2 separate regions of the Homo sapiens genome follow, and region 1 is linked to region 2. A link is an interaction called in ENCODE POLR2A ChIA-PET data of the cell type or tissue named here. Cell type or tissue: B cell. All regions are shown on one strand.

Region 1 (8,000 bases), 320 kb after region 2:
CCAGCTGGATCTAGGCTGTGCCACATACTACCTCTTTGGCCTTGGCCACATCCCTAAACTCTTGGATTCTGTTTCCTAAGATGTAAGATGGAGGTAATTGTTCCTGCCTCACAGGAGCTGTTGTGAGGATTAAACAGAGAGTATGTCTTTAGCGCGGTGCCTGGCACCAGTGCCTGGCATGTAGTAGGGGCACAACAAATATAAGGTCCACTTTGCTTTTCTTTTTTCTATAGAGAATCCTTTCCTGTTTGCATTGGAAGCCGTGGTTATCTCTGTTGGCTCCATGGGATTGATTATCAGCCTTCTCTGTGTGTATTTCTGGCTGGAACGGTGAGATTTGGAGAAGCCCAGAAAAATGAGGGGAACGGTAGCTGACAATAGCAGAGGAGGGTTTTGCAGGGTCTTTAGGAGTAAAGGATGAGACAGTAAGTAATGAGAGATTACCCAAGAGGGTTTGGTGATGGAAGGAAGCCACAGGCACAGAGAACACAGAATCACTTTATTTCATATGGGACAACTGGGAGAAGGGTGATAAAAAAGCTTTAACCTATGTGCTCCTGCTCCCTCTTTCTCCCCTGTCAGGACGATGCCCCGAATTCCCACCCTGAAGAACCTAGAGGATCTTGTTACTGAATACCACGGGAACTTTTCGGTGAGAACGCTGTCATAAGCATGCTGCAGTCTATCAACTGCCAACTGCCTGCCAGCAAGACAGACAGAGTGTGGGGGTGGGGGCAGAGAGGAGAGGGAAGGAGGCCCTGCACTAACTGTCAGGATGTGGCCGACCAAATGGGGCATGGACTATACAGAGAGAGACACACACAGAAGTGCAGATTATAGATTGAATGAGGCAGATGGCAACTGGTATTGGGGGCCCAGGAGCCTGTGTATCCCTTCTGTAATCAATTACAGTGGTTGCAGACATCATGAGTACTCCTTTGGCACAGAGCTCGGTCTTTTACTTCCTGCCCCTAATTGACCCCTGACCTGGACATATCTGTCTTTAGGCCTGGAGTGGTGTGTCTAAGGGACTGGCTGAGAGTCTGCAGCCAGACTACAGTGAACGACTCTGCCTCGTCAGTGAGATTCCCCCAAAAGGAGGGGCCCTTGGGGAGGGGCCTGGGGCCTCCCCATGCAACCAGCATAGCCCCTACTGGGCCCCCCCATGTTACACCCTAAAGCCTGAAACCTGAACCCCAATCCTCTGACAGAAGAACCCCAGGGTCCTGTAGCCCTAAGTGGTACTAACTTTCCTTCATTCAACCCACCTGCGTCTCATACTCACCTCACCCCACTGTGGCTGATTTGGAATTTTGTGCCCCCATGTAAGCACCCCTTCATTTGGCATTCCCCACTTGAGAATTACCCTTTTGCCCCGAACATGTTTTTCTTCTCCCTCAGTCTGGCCCTTCCTTTTCGCAGGATTCTTCCTCCCTCCCTCTTTCCCTCCCTTCCTCTTTCCATCTACCCTCCGATTGTTCCTGAACCGATGAGAAATAAAGTTTCTGTTGATAATCATCAAAAATGTCTGTCATGGGGGTGGGGAGCAGGGGAAGCCTGGGATGCAATGAGGGTGGGAGGGGAAGAAAAAGGAGTAGTACATTCATGCTGTGGAGGCAGGAGTATTACCAATTTGCTAGAAAGAGTACTGTTCTGGAAACTGACTTTTTTCCAGGTGCCCTGCACTCATTCCAGGGTTTAGTTTAGAGTTAGACTTACAATGGGCTGGGCGTGGTGGCTCACGCCTGTAATCCCAGCACTTTGGGAGGCCAAAGCGGGTGGATCACGAGGTCAGGAGATCGAGACCAGCCTGGCCAACATGGTGAAACCCCGTCTCTACTAAAAATACAAAAATTAGCCAGGCGTGATGGTGTGCTCCTGTAATTCCAGCTACTTGGGAGGCTGAGGCAGGAGAATCGCTTGAACCCAGGAGGTAGAGGATGCAGTGAGCCAAGATTGTGCCACTGCACTCCAGCCTGGGCGACAGAGGGAGACTCCATCTAAAAAAATAAAAAAAATAAAAAAAGTTAGACTTACCATGTTGTCCCCCCTTTCCAACTAATCTTTAACATACCCCACCCAAGTTTTTCTCTCCTTACCCTTACTCCACTTTTTGGCCACACCTGCCACTTCTGACCTCATAATCCCTTAACTGCAGTCTCAGGCCCCACCCCTGGGGATACTGGTTATCCACAACTATCAACAGCTCTCTCCTGCCTGTCCAGCCTGGGCATCCTCAGCCTATGAAATCCATCTGCCTCTCTAGTCCACCAACCCTATAGGCCTATTTGCCCCACACAAGGCCTCTAGAACACCCTCCTTCTGCATGACTCATCAGGGCACTTTGTGAAGAGTGAGGCGATCTTGAGGGCATGTTCATCTTCATCAAACATGGAGGTGAGGGGCAGCACAGAACTAGAGTCTGTGGATGGGGGTGGAGGGATCTGAGGGCAGTGGAGATCACAGAAATGGGCCCATGTGTCCCATCCTATCTCTTCTCAGATAATCAGCAGTTTCTGGTCAATACCAACTGTGCTGTCGTCGTGTTGCTGTATTACATCCGCAGTAAAGTAAAGTTGCCTAAAACAAGTGAGGAGCTTAGGGAGGGGACTAATGGCCAAAGGTCAGAAGGAGTTGGGTCATCTCTAACCCCCAAGCCCTCCTCCTGGCAAGAAGGGAGTTCCTCATATCCTTAGAGCTTCCTCCAACCCATTTTGTATAGGATCACTGGCCCCTTTTGCTCCCACTCTCTTTCCTTAGCTGCCCCAATTACCCTGTGATCTCCCTCCAGACACCATCGATTTGTGTGAACAAACGGGGAAAATGAAGATGCTTTTCCTGATGAAGCCCAATCATGCAGAGTATGCCAGCAAATACCTTACAGCTCGAAGCACCTACTACGTTTGTAAGGTGGAACGTGGGCCACCAGGTAGAGGCTCAGGAGTGTTCCCCAGAAATAGAATAAGGCCTTCAAGATAGATTATGAACCTTATCTTTAAAACAAGGCATCCAAGGCTGGGCATAGTGGCTCATGCTTGTAATCTCAGCACTTTGAGAGGCCAAGGCGGGAGAATCGATAGAGGGCAGGAGTTTGAGACCAGCCTGGGCAACATAACAAGAGCCTGCCTCCAAAACCAAAACCAAAACCAAAAACAACCAAAACCAAATTAAAACAAAAAACAGAACACCCTCAAACAACAGAACACCCTCAACCAGATCCAAATTGACCATCTCTAGTCAGCCTAAGGAAGGGTACTGCCTCTATAATAATAGGTTACCTCACACATACTCTCCCCTAGGTCCATACCTAAGGGGAAGAAATATCCACCAGCTCAAGGTAGGTTTTTTTTTTTTTTTTTTTGGGACAGAGTTTCGCTCTTGTTGTCCAGTTGTCCAGGCTGGAGTGCAATGGCGCGATCTCAGCTCACTGCAACCTCTGCCTCCCAGGTTCAAGCGATTCTCCTGTCTTAGCCTCCTGAGTAGCTGGGACTACAGGCACCCGCCACCAGGCCCAACTAATTTTTTAGTGCAGATGGGGTTTCACCATGTTGGCCAAGCTGGTCTTGAACTCCTGACCTCAGGTGATCCACCCACCTCAGCCTCCCAAAGTGCTGGGATTACAGGCGTGAGCCACTGTGCCCGGCAAGGTAGTCTTTATTTTTATTTATTTATTTATTTTATTTTTTGTGATGGAGTCTTGCTCTGTCACCCAGGCTGAAACAGTGGCATGATCTTGGCTCACTGCAACCTCTGCCTCCTGGGTTCAAGTGATTCTCCTGCCTCAGCCTCCGGAGTAGCTGGGATTACAGGCGCCCACCACCATGCCCAGCTAATTTTTTTTGTTTGTTTGTATTTTTGGTAGAGATGGGGTTTCACCAAATTGGCCAGGCTAGTCTCGAATTGGCCAGGCTAGTCTGGAACTCCTGACCTCAAGTGATCCGCCCACCTTGGCCTCCCAAAATGCTGGGATTACAGGCGTGAGCCACCGCATCTGGCGGGTAGTCTTTAGTGTTAGGTCCTGGAATCTTGGACTTCTGAAGGGTGGAGACTGGATGACAGGGGCTGGAGATAGCACATGGCTATGTTCACAGGAACCAGGCTGGAGAATGCTTACAGAGCTTTTGTGCCTCTCCTCAAGAATCCGGAGCCTTGGCTGCTTGGTAAGAAGTGAGATGGGGGAGGGAAGAACATGAAGGGTACAGTATATAGCTGTGTGATGGAGAATGTAGGGTGGGACTAGCGTGATATGGTAGGTCAGATGATAGGAGCCTAGGAAAAGGCGGGCAGGGTCCAGGTCCACTTTAGGAGGGACGTTTAGCTCACACCAGGTGGAATGTGCATGCGTTACTCCCCACTTCCCCCATTTCTTGGCCATCTTCTCCGTATATCTCCCTGTCACCATTCCATCATTTCCATCTTAGGCCAAGTGGGGCTCCAGCTGATGGTTTGAACAATGAATGGGAGCATCAGGAAGGGTAAGGTCTCTAGTTCTCAGAGGTGCAGGTGCCTTTTCCTTGTTCTTAGTTGCACTGCGCATACAATGTGATGCCCTGGAGAGGAGACGAATTCAGATGCTTAAAATGAAAGAAGCCAAGAAGGTCGTTATAATTGAACCCCCTGCGAGTGTCCCGGTAAGACTTGCCAAATGTGATCTGCCCCAGCACCCCCCTCTCCCTACCAGCCGACTGAATGTTCCTACACCCCAGCCCTCTGAGATGAATTTCCTGCCTCCAATTTCTTTTTTCCTTCCTTTGGCCCTGGGTTGTAGAAACCTTCCCTGCAGGGGCCTCTTTGTTTACTTACTTTCTTTTTCTAGTCCAAGCAATCAGGACGATCAGACAAAAAGAAGTCCACTCGCAAGTCTCCGACCTTTAGGAACAGACCAGACTTCAGGAAGAATAAAGGTCGCCAACTCAATAAAACCACCAAGCAAAAGAAGTAATACTAGGTGTGAAATTACTGGAATTTAACGTGAGATTTCTTTTTCTAGAAAGACTCCTTCTCCCAATATCTGCACTAAGGCTTGAGTACATACGCCCCAGGCACCTAGGAGGCTCTGAGGGTGGATGGGAGCGGCAGGAGAGGGCTGGGGCAAGCACATGGGTGGGGGTGAGGAAGGCTGTGAAGTCTAGTACAATGAGCCTTTGAGGAACGGAGTAGGGGGTGGGGTCTTCTCAAACCAGACTACCTCCCCTTGGGAGGCCTATCTCACAGCCCGCCTACTCCTGCAGGGGTTAGGTGTCCCTCCACCCCCACACTCCACCACCTCCCCGGGGTGAAATTCCCCCACCCTCCTCCATGTCTCTGCCTTTGGGCAGTTTCTTCCTCCCGCCCTTTGCCTTTTCCCCTCCCTCCCCCTTATCCAAGGGGAGAAGCAAGGCAGCAGAAACCAGAGCTGGTTATAGGCATTTATTGAATTTATTCATTTATTGATTTGACACACTTCCCCACTCCAATCTAGCACATGATACAATCTGGGTAGGCCAGGCGCTGACACAGGAAATGATGGGAACCCACAGCAGGGGTGGGGGAGGGGACGATGCAAAGGGCACTGGGGGAAGGGCTGCTTTGGGGGCTGGGGTGGAGAAGGAGCCCCAGATGGCCTCCCTGGCAGGTGCTAGTAAACCTGATCCACATCCCCCCCCATCCCTGCTCATTTCCCAGACCCTCAGCCAAGCTCCCCAGCTCCCCCTTCCCTGTTCCTCCCCTCCCCGCTGCCTGCTGCCACACACACTTCCACATAACCCCTGCAGTCAGGGAAGGGGAAGAAGGGCAGGGACAGCTGTCAGGGGCCTTGAACAGGGAGGTCTCTGTACCTAACTTTACCATCCTAAATCCTTCCCTCCTTCTCTTCTCTCCCCTCCCAGTCCCTTCCCTGGCCCCAAGCTAATTCCAGGCCTTCAATGTACTCTCCCACCATAGCACTAACCCATGCTGGGTCATAGAAGAGTGTGGCTGCACCCTAACACCACACACTCCCAGGCACAAGTTGAAGGAATGAGGGGACCTGGGTTAGCTTTTTTGTTAGGGAAACTCTAACCTATTTCTGCATAGACCTTTCTCTATACCTGGTCCGTAGGGGAGCTCTTCCCTGTGTTTACTATTACTCCCCACCTCTCCCCACTTCCCTGTGTCTCCTAATATTTATTGTCTGTAGTGTTTGTATCATGTCACTATCACAAAGCCTTCAGAAAGAAAAAAAAGCATTCTGCCCACCACTAGCACCCTGCCATGGTTAAAAAATCTCTATATTTGTGTTTATATTTCTTTAAAAGTTTATAAAAAGCCTTTCTGTTATCTGCAGCCTTCTAAGGGTGATTTGGCCTGGCGAGCCACTCCAGTGCTCAGACCTTGGCCCTTCCAGATCCCCTAAACAGCCCACCCACCGCACATCACTGGCCTAAGGGGCCACTGCATAGAAATCCCAGGCTCCAGCTAGCCTGGCTCAGCTCAGATAAGACTCTCTACAAAAAAATCCTGCTCCCAAAGGCAGGGGTAAGGCCACTGGTGACTTCACATTTCCAACAGCATTGCTCATCTTGCTACAAAGCCTAAGTGGGTAGGAATGGGGAAAGCCGATGATGGCTCCTGAGAGGGGGCCTTACCCCCTAATTGGCACAGTGAGAAAAACCCTCTCCCCTTTCCCCTCCCATCTCCCTCCCCATATCGTCCCCAGATGGGGCAGCTTTATCTTTATAATTTCTTCAACACCTGTGTGTGACCAGACCCCACCCTAGCTCTAAAGCAGGGTCCCAAATTCCTGGGGAGGGCTCAAGGGTAAAGAGTAGATATGAACACGCCTGGCTCCACATCTGAAGCAGGGGACAAAGCTTCCAGGCATGACTCAGGGATCTGTGGGAAGAAGAAACAGAGAACAAGGTAAGAGGCTTACCTGGGGCTTGCCAACATTCTATCATCCAGATTCCCACCAAAGAAGATGGTGGCACCTAACCCGCTTCCATACACATACCTTTTCTGTGCTACCTTGCAGGGCTGGGCACAGCTAAGGGGCCTGGAGGTCCCATCCGGAAACTATGCTACTGTAATATGACATCTTCCCTCCAGTTCCCCAGGAGCTCTGGCTACCACTTGTCCTAAATCTCCCCTTCGCCCAGATCATGGGACTAGCTGGGCACCTAGGAGTGGTAATAGGCTATGAGGTGCTGTGGTGATTAGGGGGTACTGTACCTGGCTCAAAGTTGAAGTCCAGTCCCTCGCCCTCATCCATGAGGTCACTGATGATGTTATCCATGTCACACTCCAGGTTCTCCATATACATATCAAGATCTAGATCCTGAGGCATTCTGTCTTGGCTTGCAGCTTCAGTAGGGGGTGTGAGCACAGGAGTCCCCAGAGCCTTGGGGATGGGGGCACTTGCCATGACTGGAGGTGGTGCTATCATAGAAAGGGTGGGAACCAGACTGCTGGGGCCTGGAGCCTCTAGGGGCTTGGGACACAGGCCGACGCCCGTGGCCAGCTTACTGGAGGAAGGAAGCCCCCCCAGCAACAGAAGAGTCGGAGCCTGGGACAGAATGGGATCTACCTGGGTCATGAGGACGTCAGCAGGGGGTGGTGGCGTATCAGAGGTGAGCAGGGCCTCCAGAGCCTGGGAGCTGGAGAAGCACCCTTCTCCTGCTGACAGGGGCCCCTCTGCTGGGCTGAAAAGGGAGCTGCTGTAGGTGTGTAAGGGGCCGGTAACCCCAGGATGCTGCAAAGAGAAGCCAGAGAGACCACTCCGAGATAGCAGGGAATGGGAAGAGGTGAGATTGAGCCCATCTAACAGCTCTAGACCTTCATTGAGGGTGGGAGGGACACCCCCTGCATAACTGCTGACTGAAGCTGGTATTTCCTCCGCCAGCACCTCAGACTCTGGCCTCAAGGGGGACAGCCGGGTGCTGACACTGCTGGCATTTGAACTGCTTCGTGGACGGAAGGTGGTCCACATATCGGCTTCTTCACGGTTTCGAGAGCAAGGGCTGCCTGACCACTTGGCAAAGTGG
Region 2 (8,000 bases):
TTAGGATTATAATCTTACCACATGGTAAGTACTTACATGCACTATTTTATTTAATCCTCAAAACAACCCTCTTGAAGGGGGGTACTATTATTCTTATTTTACAGATAGGAGAAGCAGAGACTAAGTTATTTGCTCAAAGTCACATTGCTATTAAGTGGTGGGGCCAATGTTCAAATCCAAGTCTACTTGACAATAAAGTCTGTTCACTCAACAATTTATTTTAGTCTCTCAATGTTGCCAAATAGCTTTCCAGAAATCTCACACAATTTTATACTGCCAACAGCAATACGTGAGAGCACCTGTCTCACTACCATTATGTCTACTAAAAAATTGAGTTGGCCAAGCGCAGTGGCTCACAAGGTCAGAAGTTCGAGACCAGCCTGGCCAAGATGGTGAAACCCCATCTCTACTAAAAATACAAAAATTAGCCAGGCACGGTGGCGGGAGCCTGTAATCTCAGCTACTTGGGAGGCTGAGGCAGGAGAATTGCTTGAACCCGGGAGGCGGAGGGTGCAGTGAGCCAAGATCGCGCCACTGCACTCTAGCCTGGGCGACAGAGCAAGACTCCATCTCAGAAAAAAAAAAAAAAAAAAAATTGAGCTAATCTAATAGGTTTAAAAAAAAAAGTATCTCTTTCTTTCAATTGCTTTTTTTTTTTTCTTCCTTCTTAGACTAAGTCTCACTCTATCACCCAGGCTGGAGTGCAGTGGCACTATCTCGGCTCACCGCAACCTCTACCTCCCAGGTTCAAGCAATTCTCATGCCTCAGCCTCCTGAGTAGCTGGGATTACAGGCACCCGCCTCCACGCCCAGCTAATTTTTGTATTTTTAGGAAAGATGGGATTTCACCATCTTGGCCAGGCTGATCTCAAACTGCCGACCTAAGGTGATCTATCTGCCTCAGCCTCCCAAAGTGCTGGGATTACAGGCATGAGCCACCATGCCTGGCCCAATTGCATTTCTTGGATTACTAGTGCAACAGAATATTTATTCATGTTTGTTAGCTATTTAATTTTTCTCTTTTGTGATTTGTCCATCTGCCCTCTGCTTACTTTTTTATTAGTATCTTCTGGGTTTTTCTTACTGTTTTACATAAGCTCCTTGTTAAGTCTGCCCTATGTCCTAAGTCAGCCATCACCAGGTCAAGTACCTTTCTGTAACACTCTTGCTTATCACTTGCTATACATAGTCTTTTTTAGACATCTGTGAGCTTACCAACACTTCTACTGCCAGAATTCTGGGTGATTAGGTGTTTTCATAAAACAATAATGGATAATTGACCCAACAAGGGACATTTCCACTCTCCACTTTCCAATGTGTAATAAGCACAGCAAACTGAGAAAGTACATTCTTTCAACCCAAACCAGAATGAACAAAAATGAAAATCTCATCTCCTTAATGATATATGCATGTTCTAGTTACGTATAGTTCCCTGAACTTGCCCTGCTCTTTCATTCTTCCATGATATTGAACATTGTGTTCTCTGCCCAGAATGCTTATTTCTTCATCAGTCTTTCTGACTGTCCAATCCTTCACCTTTTCTCTCCAGTTCTCTGCCCCTTCTGACAAACTTAACAGCCGTACTACTTACTGCTAAAAATTACAGGAGAAAAGTCTTATAATCATGTGGATTCTTAATTGAGAACCTCAGTACGCCAGATAATTCTCTCAAACGTCCTTAGCTCCCTCTTCTATTTGTTTAAGGAATTATAAGAAATTGTTTCCCTGCTTCATTCCTTCAATGTTTTCCCATTTAGGATCAAGTACAAACTCAAGTATAGCACACAAAATCCTCTATGATTTGACTCTTGCCTGCCTCTCAAAACAGTTATTTACCAGTATGTACACTTGAACTGCAACCCCAACACTGTCTCTTTGTTTTTTTTTTTTTGAGATGGAGTTTCACTCTTGTTGCCCAGGCTGGAGTGCAATGGCGGCATCTCGGCTCCCTGCAACCTCCACCTCCAGGGTACAAGCGATTCTCCTGCCTCAGCCTCCCGACTAGCTGGGATCACAGGCATGCACCACCATGCCCAGCTAATTTTGTACTTTTAGTAGAGACGGGGTTTCTCCATGTTGGTCAGCCTGGTCTCAAACTCCCGATTTCAGGTGATCCGCCGGCCTCGGCCTCCCAAAGCGCTGGGATTACAGGCGTGAGCCACCACACCCAGCCTGTTTCCTAAACCTATCATGCAATTTCAGGCCTCTGTGCCTTTACATATCGCTGTTCTCTCTACCCTAGAACATTTTCTCCTCCACATTCTTTGCCAAGTAAACACCATTGATCTTTCAGAACTCAGCTTAAGAAAACTCTCTTCTGGATGGGTGTGGTGGCTCATGCCTGTAATCCTAACACTTTGGGAGGCCAAGATGGGAGGATGGCTTGAGCCCTGGAGTTCCAGACCAGACTGGGCAACACAGCAAGACCCCCATCTCTATTTACAAAAAAGAAAAAGAAGAAAGAAAACCCTCTTCCAGAAAGCTTCCTCTAACCCCACTTTTTTTTTTTTTCTGAGATGGGGTCTCACTATGTTGCCCAGGCTGGTCTTGCACTCCTGAGCTCAAATGATCCGCCCGCCTTGGCCTCCCAAGGTACTAGGATCACAGGTGTGAGCTACCGCACCCAGCCCCACTCTAATTTAGATATACTGTCCTGTGACACTCTGTGCATGCTTATAGTAATAAAATTTAAGTACTATAATTTTTCTTTTCTGTTTCTCCAACTAAACTAACTTGGAGCAGAGACCATATCTAATTTGATATTAGTAACATCTATCAGTGCCAGCGCATGTAAGTACTCAATGTTTAAAAATTGAGTCATTAAAAACTGAACTATATTAGCTCGTTTATGAAGCCTTCCCTAACTCTCAGGTTATTCCTTGCTCTCGTCTGATGCAATCTGCACATACTTCTATTATAGCTCTTGTCAAGCTGCACTTTACTTATTTATTTTATTTATTTATAGAGACAGGGTCTTGCTGTTGCCCAGGATGTAGTGCAGGGGCGTGATCATAGCTCACTGCAGTCTTGAAATCCTGAGTTCAAGTGATCCTCTTGCCTTAGCCTCCCAAATATCTTAAGACTTCAGGCACTCACCACCACACCTAGCTAAGCTTTTGTTTATAAGTTTTTTATACAGACAAGGAAGGTCTTGCTATGTGTGCCCAGGCTGGTCTCAAACTCCTGGCCTCAAGCAATCCTCCCACCTCAGCCTACCAAAGTGTTGAGATTACAGGTATGAGCCACCATGCCTGGTTCCAAGCTGCATTTTAATTGTCTCTTTCTGCCAACTGGATTGTGAATTACTTGAGGACAGTGACTGTCTTTCTTATCAGTAGATTAAGCAGCTAGCACAGGGCCTGGCATATGTTATTCAATCAACTCATGTACTGAGCAAAACTCCATGCACCAAGGAAGCTCACCATGGTCTATAGCTACCCATTTCCCTAAGCTCCATGTAAGGGCCTGGGACATAGGTGAGTTTTCACATTCCAGGAAAAAGCAGTGATAGCTCAGAGCCCAAATGGATAAAAATCCATTTGATTTTTATGCTCACCTCATTTTTCTGTGCTTTCCAAGATTCCAAAAGTAAGCGTATACTACTTTTTCATCATTAACGGCTAATAGCAATCTTTATAGAACATACACACTAAAATATATGCTTGCTTTAAAAAAAAAGACTGGCTGGGAGCAGTGGCTCACGCCTGTAATCCCAGCACTTTGGGAGGCTGAGGCAGGTGGATCACCTGAGGTCAGGAATTCGAGACCAGCCTGGCCAACATAGTGAAACCCCGTTTCTACTAAAAATACAAAAATTAGCTGGGCATGGTGGCAGGCACCTGCAATCCCAGCTACTCAGGAGGCTGAGGCAAGAAAATTGCTTGAACCTGGGAGAGGTGGAGGTTGCAGTGAGCCGAGATCGTGCCATTGCACTCCTGCCTGGGCAACAAGAGTGAAACTCCATCTCAAAATAAATAAATAAATAGAAAGACTAGGTCACTCAATTGATTCTGCTATCACTGCTCAAGGTTGCTTTACGCACATAAATTTTAATAATACTGGTTAGGCGTGTTGGCTCACACCTGTAATCCCAGCATTTTGGGAAGCCGAGGTGGGAGGATTGCTTGAGCTCAGCCTGGGCAAAATAGTAAAACCCTGTCTCTACCAAAAAAAAAAAAAAAAAAAAAAAAAAGAGCCTGGCACGGTGGCGTGTGCCTGGTTCAGTGAACTATGATCACACCACAGCATCCAGCCTGGGTAAGAGAGCAAGATCCTGTCTCAAAAAAAAATTTTTTAATAATGCTAAGTAATGTTAGATGGATAGAAGATGGACGGATTCATGGAAAGAAAATAATGAGAAATACCCACCATTATACTTAACACTGTTGGCCAGAATAAGGTTTACATCATCCAGAAAGCTCTCCCGACTCTGATACTTGTGCTTGGAGATGTTCTGTGATGAAAAGAATCAGGCACTCAGATACACACACACACAGTCACTTGATTACAAAAAGGCATTTAGATCAAATCACTCACTCACCTTACGTATGGTCTCTAAATCCATTGGATTGACAATCACTTTGTAATAATCTGGAACAAATTTCTTATTAACTGGGTGATGAAATGGCCAAGACTAGTAAATAGAAAGCATAAGAAATTAAATGGAAACCACTCTTCATACGAGAATTTCACCACCTTTGTTGGGTTACAAATATTCCTAAAAAAAGCTATGGACTCTTTTCCTAGAAAAACACATAATCATACAAAACTTCTGTTTATAATGTAAGGGGTTCATAGATTCCTTTAAGGATTTCTATGCCATGATAGGATAAAAACACTTGCTGTATAGTCATAATTAAAATTCCTTATTCCCTAGTCCCAACGAGAAGTTTTATAGCATTACACATATAGAACACATTCCTATAGTACAAAAGGAAACTCTGTTGAGAATTCCTGGGGAGGATCACTGTAACAATATAAAAATGAAATAAAAGACAACCAATGGTGTCTAATTATCAAAGCATCATTTGCTTAGAAGCACCTCTAAATCAAAAGCCTCACATTCGCTAGCATCCTCTCTCTACAGGGCTATTCAGGAGCATTCATATACTGAATGTCAACAACAGGAAGCAAAAACCTCCCTACATCCAAAGATTCCTGGCCTCTTTGATTTCAATGATAATGTACTCTTAAAAAAAAAAGATAATGTACCCATATAGCAAAAAGGTCAATATTTAAAATCACATACCAGTCACAACTGACATACACCACCACTCAGACTCTCCAAAATACACACACGTGTACACCCTAAACATTTTTCCTTTCCCCTGCACGATCCTCACAGTATTTGGCACAGAGACAGCTTACATCTGGAACTGCCATCATTTTCTGGGTGACAATGTTGTCCAGAATGAAAGAAAACGCCACTTGGTCATCATCATCCAGCAAGGGGTTGATAGCTTTCTCTAAGCGAGCTAATTTGTCTTCTTTCTGAAATTAAACAAAGCAAAGCCAAGACAGAGGTTTCCCTAAGGTGTGATCACCATAGAAAAGTTAAGGACAATTTGCCGGGCGTGGTGGCTCACGCCTGTAATCCCAGCACTTTGGGAGGCTGAGGCGGGCGGATCACAAGGTCAAGAGATCAAGACCATCCTGGCTAACACGGTGAAACCCCGTCTCTACTAAAAATACAAAAAAAAACTAGCTGGGCGTGGTGGCGGGCGCCTATAGTCCCAGCTACTCAGGAGGCTGAGGCAGGAGAATGGCGTGAATCTGGGAGGTGGAGCTTGCAGTAAGCCGAGATTGCACCACTGCACTCCAGCCTGGGTGGACAGAGCGAAGCTCTATCTCAAAAAAAATAAATAAATAAAAAATAAATTAAGGATAATTTAAGTTCAGCTAGCTATCTATTACCCTTGCCCCAGAAAGTGTAACTTTGAATTGCCTATGGAATGACAAAAAGTCAAGATAAATGATATTCCAGGCTGGGCACAGTGGCTCACACCTGTAATCCCAGCAATCTGGGAGGCCGAGCAGGTGGATCATATGAGGCCAGGAACTCGAGACCAGCCTGGCCAACATGGCAAAACCCCATCTCTACTAAGAATACAAAAAAAAAAAAAAATTAGCTGGGCGTGGTGGCACACGCCTGTGGTCCCAGCTACTCGGGAGGCCAAGAATCACTTAAACCCAGGAGGCGGAGGTTGCAGTGAGCCAAGGTCATCCCACTGCACTCCAGCCCAGGTGACAGAGCCAGACCCTGTCTCAAAAAAAAAAAAAAAAAATTCCAGTAAAAGGGTCAAAAAGGATGTGTCAACAACTTCTTTAGGTACTCTACATTCTATTCTTCTGGTTCACCAAAATTTATACTTCCCTGAGTGTCAACATCATAGCTCCCCACACACACAAAAAAACATCTTTAGCAATTTAGGCTTTAAGATCATGCTCTCTGTTTTTGCTGTAAAACTACTGCTGGAAACACTAAACATTATTACTGATTAGTGACTTTTGCGTAATGGGACCTAACCCAATAAATTCATTTTAGACTCTAGTAGGAAAAAGTTTGTATTCCTATTGCTCCAAATCCTCATCAACATTTAGTATTGTCAGTCTTTTTAATTTTAGCCTTTGCAGTGGGTATGTAGTGACATCGTGGTTTAAATTTGCATCTCCTCAATAATCAATCAAGTTGAGAATCTTTCCGTGTTTACTGGCTAGTTGTCCTCTTTTGTGAAATGTCTACTTCATACTTACACTTTTGTAGGTTTATAAAGTACCATTAATTGTTTTCAGTAAGAAGAGGGAATATAGATAGATTATCATTTAAAAATTAAAACTTCTAGCACTTGCTGCTTGGTTGGTTAAAAATATGAAGAAAAAATGAAAATTCTTCCTAAAACATTGACTGGTCTCTTAGCTACAGCTGACTTCCTGGAAACTCACTTTCCTTTGCCCTTTCTAATGAGTTATGTAGGTGCTGGATCTTAATTCTAACTTTGTTAATAGTCAAGATGTCCAGAGCAAATACTTTTCTTCTACGGGCCCAGTTTTTCCATCTACAAAAGGGACTGGCCTATGAGTTCTATAAGTCCCTTCCAGCCTTCACATATACTAAAGATCTGCTACTCCCGCATATATTTTTCCTTCTGTTAAATTCCCTACTTCCTAAACCCTGATATCCCACCCCCACCTTCAAATTCCACTGCCTTTCTCTCATTCTAACTGTCTTACCTCTTTGAGTTTTTCATCACAGAGATCCAGCATGGATTGAGAGATCTGAGTCAATGAGTGTTTTGGCCCTGTAGAGGAACAGAAAGAGATGAAACCACTAATAACGGGAGGCAAAAGCTGCCAACACTTCTTTATCCTTTTAATGCACTTACTTAAGAACCTAAAATGTGTCAGGCACCAGGCTAACTGATGGGTTAGACAGATACACCAGACTTATGTCCATTTTCCAGCACCTAAAACATAGCAGTTACACAATATGAATGAATAAACTAACTTTAACTCTTTCCTTGTGTGTATCTACACACAGTAGTACTACTGCTGCTTTTAATACCTCAAACATAATACTATGGAAGGGGAGCAATAATTTCTTTAAGAATGCCTAAAGAGTGAGCAGGCGGCAGCGGGCGGCTGGGGCTGCAGGCGGTCAGGCCTCCGGGTCAGGGCGGTGGCGCCATCTTGTGCCTGGGGCCGGTGGGGAGGCCGGGGAGGGGGCCCCGGGGGGCGTAGGGGACTACGGGAACGGCCTGGAGTCTGAGGAACTGTAGCCTGAGGAGCTGCCGCTGGACCCCGAGCCGGAGCCCAAGCCTGAAGAGGAGCCGCCCTGGCCTTGCGCCCCCCACCCCCACGGGAGCTCCAGGCCTGGTTCGGGAGCCCCTGGCAGCCAAGAGGAGGAGGAGGAGCCATGACTGGTCGAGGGTGACCCGGAAGACAGCGCCATTGAGGATCCGGAGCTGGAAGCTATCAAAGCTCGAGTTAGGGAGATGGAGGAA

Evidence for each region. Peaks named below come from ENCODE experiments on the same cell type or tissue, not always from the same donor. Only the 100,000 strongest peaks of a DNase experiment are listed, where the experiment ranks them.
Region 1: POLR2A ChIA-PET joins it to region 2 with 5 read pairs; 4 of 35 experiments call an interaction of 5 or more read pairs at or near these places.

Annotation. Positions count from the first base shown.
Region 1 is chrX:71,100,929-71,108,928 of GRCh38, reverse strand. It overlaps FOXO4 (forkhead box O4), which reads right to left. Exons shown (of 3, transcript NM_005938.4): 2 at 7,189-8,000; 3 at 5,397-6,852. The coding sequence ends at 6,845. CXorf65 (chromosome X open reading frame 65) reads left to right here and starts at 2,189. Exons shown (of 6, transcript NM_001025265.3): 1 at 2,189-2,397; 2 at 2,503-2,589; 3 at 2,792-2,929; 4 at 4,092-4,160; 5 at 4,525-4,631; 6 at 4,817-5,040. The coding sequence starts at 2,373. The coding sequence ends at 4,942. IL2RG (interleukin 2 receptor subunit gamma) reads left to right here. Exons shown (of 8, transcript NM_000206.3): 6 at 234-330; 7 at 583-652; 8 at 1,008-1,525. The coding sequence ends at 1,193. RefSeq lists enhancers at 7,561-7,610, 7,897-8,000. In B cell, no CTCF peak of the experiment used is centred here; DNase peaks (open chromatin) are centred at 3,148, 5,238 and 5,388; H3K4me3 peaks cover 1,910 bases; H3K27ac peaks cover 6,078 bases.
Region 2 is chrX:71,420,607-71,428,606 of GRCh38, reverse strand. TAF1 (TATA-box binding protein associated factor 1) reads right to left here. Exons shown (of 38, transcript NM_004606.5): 29 at 7,231-7,298; 30 at 5,368-5,490; 31 at 4,541-4,633; 32 at 4,369-4,453. It also overlaps the pseudogene PABPN1P1. Among named protein-coding and RNA genes, the nearest start is that of TAF1, 58 kb to the right of the region's middle. In B cell, no CTCF peak of the experiment used is centred here; no DNase peak of the experiment used is centred here.